Regions from separate parts of the Homo sapiens genome. Here region 1 is linked to region 2. Evidence: chromatin contacts called from ENCODE Hi-C or POLR2A ChIA-PET data. All regions are on one chromosome and are shown on one strand. Each heading gives the region's core, a stretch centred on a gene start or an enhancer-like site at or near the end of the contact. The rest is flanking DNA. Distances are from core to core; before and after follow the strand shown. Region 1 overlaps LGALS12 (galectin 12). Region 2 holds the start of PLAAT3 (phospholipase A and acyltransferase 3).

What was found. A loop is a pair of places that touch in the nucleus more often than their neighbours do. ChIA-PET counts read pairs that join two places held with the same protein, here RNA polymerase II (POLR2A). Pooled maps may share reads with other maps.
Region 1: a map of gastrocnemius medialis shows a loop between it and region 2 (10-fold over the local background). The contact joins the enhancer-like site here to the promoter of PLAAT3 in region 2. A Hi-C loop is called at or near these places in 8 of 168 maps with a recorded cell type or tissue (CD14-positive monocyte, Caco-2, dorsolateral prefrontal cortex and 3 more) and 9 of 50 pooled maps. POLR2A ChIA-PET finds 5 or more read pairs at or near these places in 3 of 52 experiments (activated CD4-positive, alpha-beta T cell, activated CD4-positive, alpha-beta memory T cell and naive thymus-derived CD8-positive, alpha-beta T cell).

Annotation. Positions count from the first base shown.
Region 1 is chr11:63,509,351-63,516,406 of GRCh38, reverse strand. It overlaps LGALS12 (galectin 12), which reads right to left. Exons shown (of 9, transcript NM_033101.4): 4 at 6,510-6,629; 5 at 5,906-5,944; 6 at 5,302-5,328; 7 at 4,567-4,655; 8 at 694-844; 9 at 1-160. The coding sequence ends at 14. Among named protein-coding and RNA genes, the nearest start is that of LGALS12, 6.8 kb to the right of the region's middle. RefSeq lists an enhancer at 5,543-6,174. Within about 2 kb of position 5,011, at least 2 of the 41 ENCODE cell types and tissues checked have a DNase peak (open chromatin) inside an H3K27ac peak, as active enhancers do; they include dorsolateral prefrontal cortex and gastrocnemius medialis, where a contact is called at or near this core.
Region 2 is chr11:63,612,758-63,617,348 of GRCh38, reverse strand. PLAAT3 (phospholipase A and acyltransferase 3) reads left to right here and starts at 2,916. Exons shown (of 5, transcript NM_001128203.2): 1 at 2,916-2,964; 2 at 3,281-3,349. The coding sequence starts at 3,335. LNCROPM (lncRNA regulator of PLAAT3 mediated phospholipid metabolism) reads right to left here and starts at 1,041. Exons shown (of 4, transcript NR_199012.1): 1 at 937-1,041. RefSeq lists silencers at 2,704-2,763, 2,784-2,863.

The DNA of each region.
Region 1 (7,056 bases), core at 3,762-6,261, 100 kb after region 2:
CCTGGAACCATCCTCAGGAGTGGACACAGTAGAGCTGGACACTTCCACTGATCCGGAGCTCCCGCAGCTGCTCCAGGGCCTGCTGGTTCATGCTGGTGGCCCCCAGCCCCTGCCCATTGAGCGCCAGCTTCAGCCCTCCCTCCTGGAACAGGAGCAGCACCTGGGAAAGGAGGACATGAGGGGGTTGCAGCTTCCAGCCAGACTTTCCCTTGTCTGCCTGACGCTCTCTCCAGTGAGACCCTCCTCCTCTCATAGGACACGAAGACTGGACCCAGGGGGCACCCAGTACAGTGCTGGAAAAGAACAGGATAAGGGGCCCGGCTTGTCACCAGCCCACTGTGGTCTTTGACAAGGATCTTCCCAGCCTTGGGCCTCAGTTTCACCACCTGTAACTGGGGCTGCTTCCTGTAGAGGAGTGGTTCTGCACGTCGGAATCATTAGGGGAGCTTTTTAATAAAGCTGATGCCTGGGCCCCCCCCCACCTGCATCAATTGAGTTTCTGGCCATGGGATCCCTGGCATCAGAGTGGAGCGTTGAGGACTGCTGTACAGACATTCGCTGTGCTCTGCTGGCTCTGGCCTCCCACCCCATAACATCTGTCCTGCACACCTGCCCCAGCATCTCCCAGGTCATTATGGGACTTCAGCTCTGTGCTCCAGCCTGAAGGGATGTAATCATTTGGCTCTGACCTACCTCAAAGAATCTCTGGGGGTAAAAGAGGAAGGGGGCTGAGATCAGTTTCTTCTGCCCCCAGCGGGAGATCCAGGCCAGAGTTCTGTCTGCGAAGGAGGCCCTGAGTGTCACAGGAGCATGGGCAGCCTGGTCCCTCAGGCTCACAGTAAAACTGCAGGAAGCAGGAGGAAGGAGAAGGAATCAGCGCCCATTGCCCATAGGCCGCTGCTCAGCCCCCAGGGGAAGGATGGAGGTCAGGGAGTGGATGGAAGGTTGAGCTGCTTCAGCCTCCAGAAACAAGCACTGAGGGCCTATGACAGCCTCATGGCTGAATGCTCAGAACAGTGGAAAGAACACGAGTTCTAGATGAACTTGAGATTGACCTCCAGGGTTGCCATCTATGACTACAGGAGGATGGGGGTGGGAGGGAAGTGTGTGAAAATTGCCTAGCCTGAGCTTCAGTTTCTCCTCCTGAAAATGGGGATGATTATGATGATGATAGCTACAGCTAACATTTATTGAATGCTAACTAAGTGCCAGGTATTATCTTAAATGTTTTCCAAACAGCATAGTGGTTAGAGTCAGGCAGTCCCGATTCAACCCTGGCTCTGCTACTTTCTAGTCCTGTGACCTTGGGCAAGACTCTTAATCTCTCTGTGCCTCAGTTTCCTCATCTGTAATGTGACGATAACATAACTGCCCTGTACCTGCCTGTGGCATTGTTGTAAGAATTAAATGAATACATAAAAAAATGCTTATTTAGAATAGCACCTGGAACGTAATAAGCATTCAGATGATACCTATTGTTTAAAAATATTGCTATATAATACAATCTCTACCTCATAGAGCCAAAAAAAAAAAGGAACAAAGGAGATAATGTATGTGAAAACTAGCAATTCCTAGCACACAGTAGGTGTTTTACAGAAGCTAGTTTGCCTTTCCTTAATCCTCACAAATTCTGTGCTGTGAGGTTTGTCAGCCCATTTAAGTGATGAGGACAAGAAGTTAAATGACTTCTCTGTTACTAGTAATAGTGGTAGGGCCTTAGGTTAGGATGTGAACTAGGATTCATGACTCTAGATTTGGGGGTGGGGGGATCTGGCACCTGCCTCTCAAATAGGGCAACCGGATTATATTATTTTTCTTTATTTTATTTTATTTTTTTGAGACAGAGTCTTGCTCTGTCACCAAGCTGGAGTGCAGTGGCACGATCTCGGCTCACTGCAACCTCTTCCTCCCAGGTTCAAGCAGTTCTCCTGCCTCAGCCTCCGGAGTAGCTGGGACTACAGGCGCATGCCCGCACCGCCCAGCTAATTTTTGTATTTTTAGTAGAGATGGGGTTTCACTATGTTGGCCAGGGTGGTCTCGATCTCTTGACCTTGTGATCTGCCCACCTTGGCCTCCCAAAGTGCTGGGATTACAGGCTTGAGCCACCGCGCCCGGCCCAGATTATTTTTATGTCTTGGGAACTTCCCAAGTTTCCTTCTTGAAGAGCTATGCTGGAGAAGGCGCGGCATCCTGATGGGATGCAGAGGCAGGTAAGGTAGGGGAAAAGGCCGCCCTGGACAGGCCTTTCAAGGGCTATTGGTAGATCCTTACAGGAGGAGGCCCCGTAAGTTTCCAACTTTGGGAAGGAGGTGGCCAGGGCCCAATGTTGGGAAGAAGCTTGGAAGGCAGGAACCCTGGAGAGTGGACTGCGTGGAGCCTCCAGCCCCACTATGGCTCCCCCTACCCCGTCCTGCCAGACAACACTGTGTCTTCCTCTGGCCTGCGAACTCCTGGTGAGGAGGCCTCAGTGTCTCCCTACCTCACCTTCATGCAGCTCAGCCCGCCAGATCACTGGATAATCATGAATCACTAGATGCCCACTAGATCACTGAATAATCACAAATCACCAGATGCCCAGTGAAGCTCTGTTGAAGCTCTTTGAGGCTGCAGTCATACACTCCCACTCAATAACGAGGAGGGAAGGGATGAGGTGAAGAAGGAGGGATAGATTTTCACTGCAGATGAATCCTGTGCCCTCCATCTCTTACTCTCTCTGCCCCATTCAAGCCATCAGTTGCTTTCACAAAATAGCAGCAGCTGCATTGGTTGCAGCCTCGCTAAATACCAGGTGCTGTGCTAAATCTTCATGTTGGTGGATCTCGGCTGAACTGGTGTATAGGAATGTTTTGTCTGGTCCATAGTATTCTTCAACTTTAATATAATATTCAAAAATTGAGAGAGTTTATATAAAAGATGGCTTCTATTTTTGCTTTAAAAATAGTCAGAAGATCTGGCATGACTGGGTGTATGGAGATACTCCTTCCCCTTTACCACCTTCCCAACTGGTTTCCTCACTATTTATGAGACCTGTCTGGCCTCTGAGGACACATGCATTCATGGCCCTTGGGAAACAGCAGTTACTTGCTGACTATGTCACTAGTAACCTTGTGACTTTGAGCTACAATATGAACCCGGTCTCATGCCTCCAAGTTTTGTGGGAAGAAGTGTTCCATCACTGAGCACTTTTCATTTTCCCTAGCAGGTTGGAATTATCATTCACCTTTTTCCGGTAGGGAAACTCAGACTCAGAGAGGTTTAGTGACTGGCCCACGACCGCACTGTTTATAAGAGACAAAACCAGGAATCCAACTCAGTCATGCCTGTCTTTGGAGGCCGAGGCCATCGAGTGCTGGGCTTCATGCCTGTCCCAGAATTCACAGGCATGATCGGCAGTGTGCAGGGCAAGGGTTTAGTGAGGTCAGTGACTTAAAAATAAAAACAAAATTAAGCAAGGAGAACATAGGGTGCTTTCCTTACTCTGCCCTCCCCTACCTCCACTGAGATGATTGCAGTAGTACCCACATTTGTGGACACTTACCATGTACCAGGCACTATTCTAAGTACCACCCCTAAAGTCGGCATTATTATCAACCCCCTCTATCTTTTTTTTTTTTTTTTGAGATGGAGTCTTGCTCTATTGCCCAGGCTGGAGTGCAGTGGCGCGATCTCGGATCACTGCAACCTCTGCCTCCCGGGTATAAGCGATTCTCCTGCCTCAGCCTCCTGAGTAGCTGGGATTACAGGCATGCGCCACCATGCCCGGCTAATTTTTCTATTTTCAGTAGAGTCAGGATTTCACCATGTTGGTCAGGCTGGTCTCCAACTCCTGACCTCGTGATCCACCCGCCTCGGCCTCCCAAAGTGCTGGGATTATAGGTGTGAGCCACCGCGCCCGGCCTATCATCCCCTTCTTACAGAGAGGAAAACAGAGGCACAGAGAGGAAAAGTATCTGTCCTAAGGTTGCACAAGTAGGTGTCCTGAGCACATGCCAACCCAGGCATTCTGGCCCAGAGAAGTCATAAACTCTAATGCGTTTCCTCAAGGCAGGCCGGCCAGTGGCTCCTGTCTAACTGGATTGGAGCCACAGGTCTGGGTTTGAAAGCACCATGTAGGAGAAGTTTGGTAATGTCCACTTAGTCACTGGGTCCCTCCAAGTCCTGGCTTCCAAATACCAGCCCTCTTCTCTGGGGCAGTCTGGCTGTATCTTTTGAACCACACATTGTGTTACCATAGGAAGCTACATGTTTGCTCTGGGCCTCAGCCTGCACCTACGAAGGGCCTTTCCTGGGGCCCCTTTCCTAGGACCTGGGACAAGAGGCTAGGCCTGACTAGATGTACCAGCAGGAATGATGCTCCCAGCAGTGGGGCTGTCGGTCCCAGTCCCAGCCTGACCTTCATAAGCTCTGCCAAATTGGGCCACTTCTCCTTTCTGCTCCTCTGTTTCCTCATCTGTAAAATGGGGATTAAATGGTGGTGCTAGGAGATTAAAAGAGATGATGTTTTATAGCATGTGACTGTCACAGAGAGGCTGCTCCCTCCCCTCCACTTAGATGCTGGATACTTACTGCTTCGGCTCTTGCAAGACCAGTCCCCGTACTATGATGACCTGCCCAGGCGAGAGACCCTGGGGAAGAGCATGTGAGCAGGGCACCTCCTGAAGGAACAAGGGAGGTATTGAGAAGTTGACTTCCAGGGGGACTGGGGAGGACCGCCCATCCCCGGGGGCCAGGGGAGCACTGGGGCAGGCATGTTCTGCCCAGGCCTGCCGCCAGGACACGCTGCTTATTTGTTAAGCACCTGGCCTCCTGTACTCTGTTATTGCCGAACACTTTCCCCGGCCTGTCCAGGCTGAGCTTGGCCTCTCTGTGTCCCGACCACCATGTCCTTCTCCCTTCACTGCATCCTTAACTGTAATTGCCATCTAGTGGTCTGTCCCCCACCAGCCTGTGAGCAACTGGACGGCTGGGACCAGCTTGTTCCTCTATCCTAGAGCCTGGCACCGGGCCTGGCACAGAGAAGTATCAAGTAATGATGTTCACAATAAGTGGAGAAAAGGTAAAATGAAGCTGGAGCTTCAGCCTGAAGCTGCCCAGCCCACCCACAGCCTGCAGCTTGCTATAAAGGAAGGGGAAATCATGCGGCTGGGGGCATAAGCTGCCTGGCCCACCCACAGCCTGCAGTTTTCTATAAAGGAAGGGGAAATCCTGAGGCTGGGGGCATGTCCTACCAGGCTGAGCTCATTAGCTGCTCACCCAGGCTGCGCCCCCAGCCCTGACAGAGCAGGAGGGAGGTTCACTCACCAGCCTGGGGCTCATCAGCAGGAAAGGCTGTCAGGGAAAGAAAGAGAGGACACAAGGCCATGTGGTATTTGCTCAGGAAAAGGGAAACTCTTGTTATTCTAACAAATTGGGAATATTTGGGGCTTGTCTCTCTCACAGCAGTAGGTGAGTCATTGGAGCCCCAGTGGGATCCTCTGGACTTCAGAGGTTCACCAGCGCTGGAATAATAGGGAAGAACGGGGTGGAGGATTTGTCATCCACTCCCTGTGTGGCCTTGGGCAGTACATGGGCCTCATCTCCCCTTCTGTCCCGCAAGACCAACCCCAGCCACCTTGCAGAGGTGGTTTGAGAAATGAGCATTTCAACTAAGGCCTCTCCTGCTAGGAATACGGGGTCTTGCCCCCTCTGCATGCAGCCCACCCCCATTCATCTTCCCAAGCTGGGCCTGGAGAGGGGCTGGGAGAGGAAAATCCAGGCCCTCCAGAGACTGAAGCAGAGCCAGCCATGTCCGTGGCAACCGCAGCAGTGAGGGAAGGGGCAGCTGGGCCTTGTGTAATGGGAGCAGCAGTCCAGAAGGGCGGGTCAGCTGGTGTGGCTGCTCAGACCTTGCTGCCAAGAAACTCACATGTCCAGCTGGGTACTCTCTGCTGCCCTCCACAAATGGCTGTTCAGAAAGAGAGAAAAGAATCAGCAGCATTTAGGACCACTGCAATCCCCTACCTATGCCTGGGAGGTGGGCAGAGCCCTGGCCTTTACAGCTCCTCATGTTCCCATTCGGCTGGTCAGTGGTAGCTTCTTGCTGGCATTTTGAACATCCCAATTCCTAGGCCCCACCTTGGACTTACTGAATCAGAATCTCTGGTGGCAAGCCCCAGAAATCTGGGCTTTAATAAGCCCATCAGGTGGGAATGATAAAGCCAGCTGCCACCCGTTTCGGCCCCCAGTGTGCCAAATCATTCCTGGCCATTGCTTCTCAGTGTTAACCAGACCCACACTGGTTACAGACTCCTGCCTGCGGCTCCTGGACACCCTTTCTGCCATCACTTTCTCTTCCCCCTCAGCCCACTCACACCCGAAACCTCAGTGGACTCCCTCCCCCTTGGCTATTACTGGTGCACAGGGCGTCCTCTCTCTCAGTCTAGGGTGGAGGAAGGGGTCCCAGGCCCGTCCAGGAGTCAGGGGAAATTAGAGGCTGCCACTGCCCAGGCCTTGGTCCCAAGGAAACTTACATTGATGTTCAGGAATCCAACAGCCTCTACCAGGATGTCACCAAATATACCCAGCGTGTCCACATGAGACAGTGGGAGCCGGTAGCGGAAGTGGAGAAAGTGCTGTCCATTCACACTCACCTGGAGAGACAGACAGAGGCTGGCTTATCAGCAGCTAATGTTCATTGAGTTCATAACAATGTCCCAGGCATTGCCAAGCACTTTTTCCTCAATTTTGCCTCACTTAACTTCACGTCATCTCTATGAGGTAGGTACATTTTACAGAGCCTTGGGCGGCTTAAGTAATCTTCCAAAGGTTGCAGAGCTGGCCTGGAGACTAAGGCACCTTCAACGCTCCCTCTACCCCAACAGAGGCCCCTCATTGTGCTTTCTCAGCAGCCCAAAGAGTCATCTTTGCTCCATTTACGTGAGGAAACTGAGGCTCAAGAGGCTACCCTCCCGCCAGCTGCCCTGTCTCCTGGAGATGTCTGAAGATCCCATCATGTTTCTGGCAGGAGCTCACATTAGGGGTCTAAACCTTGAGATCAAGTTCTCTGTCCCTCTCCCC
Region 2 (4,591 bases), core at 1,667-4,166:
CAAAGGAATAGGCTCCAGATGCCCCACCTCCGGAGTAAAGGTGAAAGAAAAAAAAAAAAGGACAAAATATCTGGCTAAAAGAAATTTAGCCAGTTCTTGTTTTTACTTTCAATGCAGCTACAAGGCCACCAGCTATGCAAGGCCACAAGTTATGCCATGTCATCAGTTATGCTATAGATTATGTGACCTGTCATTATATGATTAACTGCCTTTGCTTTGCTGCTTCTGTAAATTTGCTTATAAAAATCCTGCTTGGTCTTTGTTCAAGGCTCAGTTTTTTGGATGTGAACCCACTGAGCTGGTGTGCACCTTAAAATAAATATCCTCCTGTATTCACCTATACTGGTCTCTCCTTTTTTTTTTTTTTTAGACAGAGTCTCGCTGTCGCCCAGGCTGAAGTGCAGTGGCGCGATCTCGGCTCACTGCAGGCTCCGCCCCCCGGGGTTCACGCCATTCTCTTGCCTCAGCCTCCCGAGTAGCTGGGACTACAGGCACCCGCCACCTCGCCCGGCTAATTTTTTGTATTTTTAGTAGAGACGGGGTTTCACTGTGTTAGCCAGGATGGTCTCGATCTCCTGACCTCGTGATCCACCCGCCTCGGCCTCCCAAAGTCCTGGGATTACGGGCGTGAGCCACCGCGCCCGGCCTATACTGGTCTCTCTACTCCTCTGCGTCCTGCAACACAGGAGCCCTCATAAGGAAATGAAGACCCAAAGAAGTAGTTGGTGTCAGTTACTTCTACACCGAATTGGACAAAGAATAGTAAGTTGTAATGAAGCAACTAAGAGCGGGGCCCGGTAGCTCACGCCTGTAATCTCAGCACTTTGGGAGGCCAAGGAGGGAGGATCACTTGAGTCCAGGAGTTTGAGACCTTGTCTCTATTTAAATAAAAATAAAAATTAAAAAGATGCAACTAAATTATGTGGGGAGGCTTACCAGATAACAGTTATTTTCCTGGAGAACATTACGTTCAGTGAAATAAGCCAGGCACAGAAAGACACATACTTTGTGATCTCACTTATATATGGAATCTAAAAAAATGGAACCCACGAGTAGGGAGTAGAATGGCAGTTACGGCGGTTGGGGGGAACAGGGGGGTGTCAGGGAGATGTTGGTCAAAGGGTACAAAATTTCTGTTAGGAGGAATAGAGGAATAAGTTCACCAGATCTATTGCACAACATGGTGATTATAGTAAATAACAATGTACTATGTTCTTGAAAATTACGGAGAGGTTTTGTGTTCTCACCACAAAAGAAGTATGTGAGGTAATGCATATGTTAATTAGCTCGATTTAGTTATTCCACAATGTATACATATTTCAAAACAACATGTTGTACATGACAAATACGTGGCAATTTTTGTCAATTAAAAAGTAAAAAATGGGCCGAGTGGTGGCTCACGCCTGTAATCCCAGCCCTTTCGGAGGCTGAGGCAGGTGGGTCATTTGGGGCCAGGAGTTCGTGACCAGCATGGTCAACATGCTGAAACCCTGTCTCTACTAAAAATACAAAAATTAGCTGGGCGCGGTGGTGCACGTCTGTAATCCCAACTACTCCGGAGGCTGAGGCAGGAGAATCGCTTGCCCGGAAGGCAGAGGTTGCAGTGAGCTGAGATAGAGCCACTGCACTCCAGCCTGGGTGACAGAGTGAGACTGTCTCAAAAAAAAAAAAACAAAAAACCCCAAAAAGTAAAAAATGAAAAAAGTTATTTCAACAAGGTCTGTACAGAATTCTTTCCGTCTCAACATCTCCTCTTTGAGGATAAGGATGTTGCTTTTTCTTCTAGTATAAGGAAGGTGTCCTTCAACATGGAAATTTCATCTGCTTTTAAGACACAGAAAAGGGGTCTTCTTGCACCTGCTGAGTTTTAAATGCCTTTAATTCAAAACAGCCAATATGCCATGGTGGTGTGTATATACACACACACACACACACACACACATATACACACATATATACACATATATATACACACATATATATGCACACATATATATACACACATATATACACACATATATACACACATATATACACACATATATACACACATATATATACACATATATACACATATATACACACATATATATACACACACATATATACACATATATACACATATATACACATATATATACACACATATATACACACATATATATACACACATATACACACATATATACACATATATACACACATATACACATATACATATATACACACATATATACACACATATATACACATATATACACATATATACACACATATATACACACATATATATACACATATATATACATATATATACACACATATATATATTTTGAGACTGAGTTTCGCTTTGTTGCACAGGCTAGAGTGCAGTGGCGCGATCTTGGCTCACTGCAACCCCCACCTCCCGGGCTCAAGTGATTCTCCTGCCTCAGCCTCCCGAGTAGCTGGGACTACAGGCGCATGCCTCCACGCCCGGCTAATTTTTTGCATTTTTAGTAGAGACGGGGTTTCATCGTGTTAGCCAGCATGGTCTCGATCTCTTGACCTCGTGATCTGCCCGCCTCGGCCTCCCAAAGTGCTGAGATTACAGGCGTGAGCCACCGCGCCCGGCCCTTGGTGGTATATTTTTAACTCCTTCAGTTTTTAAACTATAAGCCCATTCTTGAGTGAAGGCGAAAGTAAACCCATCATGGCCCTGCAGTGTGATGTGTGTGCAGAGGTCGAGTGTGTGCGACTCCTGGATGCTGGGCGCGCAGGGCATGGGTGAGGCGGGAAGAGGCGGTGCCGGGGGCGCGGGCGTCCTGCAGTCGCCGGGCTCGGGACCGGGGCCGGGCGCTCTGCGAGGCTCTCATTAGCCGGCGGCGCGGGGAGGGGCCGGGTGACCTCACGCCGGCCCGGCCACCGCGGCCATTAGACCCGGTCCAATTGCTGGGGCTGCAGCGCTGCCTCCGAGACCGCGAGGTGGGTGGATCGGGTCTTCCTGGAAGGGTGCGATAAGGCCGGGCGAGGTGCCTGGGATGCTTCTCCCCTTCCGCGAGGAAGAGATCTAATTGGGTAGGGCGGGTGTAGACTAGCCTGCCGAGCCGCCCGCTGGCACCTGCAGCCTCCTGGGCGCCCGCCGGGCCCCGGCGAGAAAGTTGTTAAAGGGAGCGAGGTGGTTGTTCCTGGGGTCCGAGGCGCGCCTCTCACGCCCTGCCCAACAGAAGCCGCAGTCCCGTGGGGTCTGGAGACGCAGTTTCCTGTTAATGACAATAAATCCCTGCTCCCCCTGCCTCAGACATCTACGCAGCGAAATCGAGCCTGGCCTTGAGGGTCCACACCGCGAGGGAAGATGCGTGCGCCCATTGTAAGTGCGGGGCGAGGCGGGGCTGGGCGGGGCTGGGAGCCCCCTGTTAGTGGGGACTCGTTGTCTCGGAGCCTGAATTACTGCTTCCGAGAGAGGAGCCTCGAGGATGTGGGGCCCGCACCTCTGTCAGCTGCGAGGCATCGGTGTCAGCTGCGGGTCGGCGCGCACCTGTTGGGAGTTGTCTCGGCGCGTCCTTCCGGGGGCCGGTGTGGGGGCGCCCTGCCTGAAACGCGCCCAGCGGAAGGCGGGACCCTCAGGAGGGAGGTGGCCAGGGCAGGTCTGTCCGCAGAAATCTGGCGCTGCCCTCCGGAGCCACACCCGGACAGCGGGACAGGCCTTGGGGGCTATGTCAGCTGACTCATCCCATGACCAGCCCTGCCAGCGGAGTCCCAGCGTTAACTGTGCTTGGCGACTGCCCCCCTTCCGCCTGGCCGGACCGCAGCAGAGGGATTCAGAGGATGGGATTTGGAGGTGGACCCTCCTAGTGTTGAGCATCTGGTTGTGAGACTCTCATCAAGTTCAAATCCACTGTTTCCCAGAGTGAAGGTTTTGTTTTATTTATTTATTTTTATTTTTATTTTTATTTTTTGAGACGGAGTCTCGCTCTGTCACCCAGGCTGGAGTGCAGTGGCATGATCTCGGCTCACTGCGACCTCCGCCTCTCGGGTTCAAGCGATTCTCCTGCCTCAGCCTACCGAGTAGCTGGGAGTACAGGCGCCCGCCACTACGCCTGGCTAATTTTTTGTATTTTTAGTGGAGACGGGGTTTCACCGTGTTAGCCAGGATGGTCTCGACTTCCTGACCTCGTGCTCCGCCCGCCTCGGTCTCGCAAAGTGCTGGGATTACAGGCGTGAGCCACCGAGCCCTGCCGCAGAGTGAAGATTATATCACTTAATACTCAGAAAGTGCCCAGAACAATGCCTAGCACACATTTTGAGTGCTCAACCATAATTCACTGTTGTTATTATCTCAGTCCATATAAAGAGTTTTGCCTGGTGTCAGGGTGTATCTGGCATGTTTGTTTGACACCTGGAGTGGTCACTTTTTAATATCATTCTCTATCTGATAACATTATTTTTAGCAATAATCATGCAATGAATAGTAATAATGTCCAGAAAGAAACACAGTGAGCATTTTCTTTTATTGAACCTCGTATATGTAATCATGACAGTAAAAACCTTATATATGTAATCATGAGAGTAAAAAAATTAAAAATGAAAAAGTAAATGTGAGTGCAAAAGC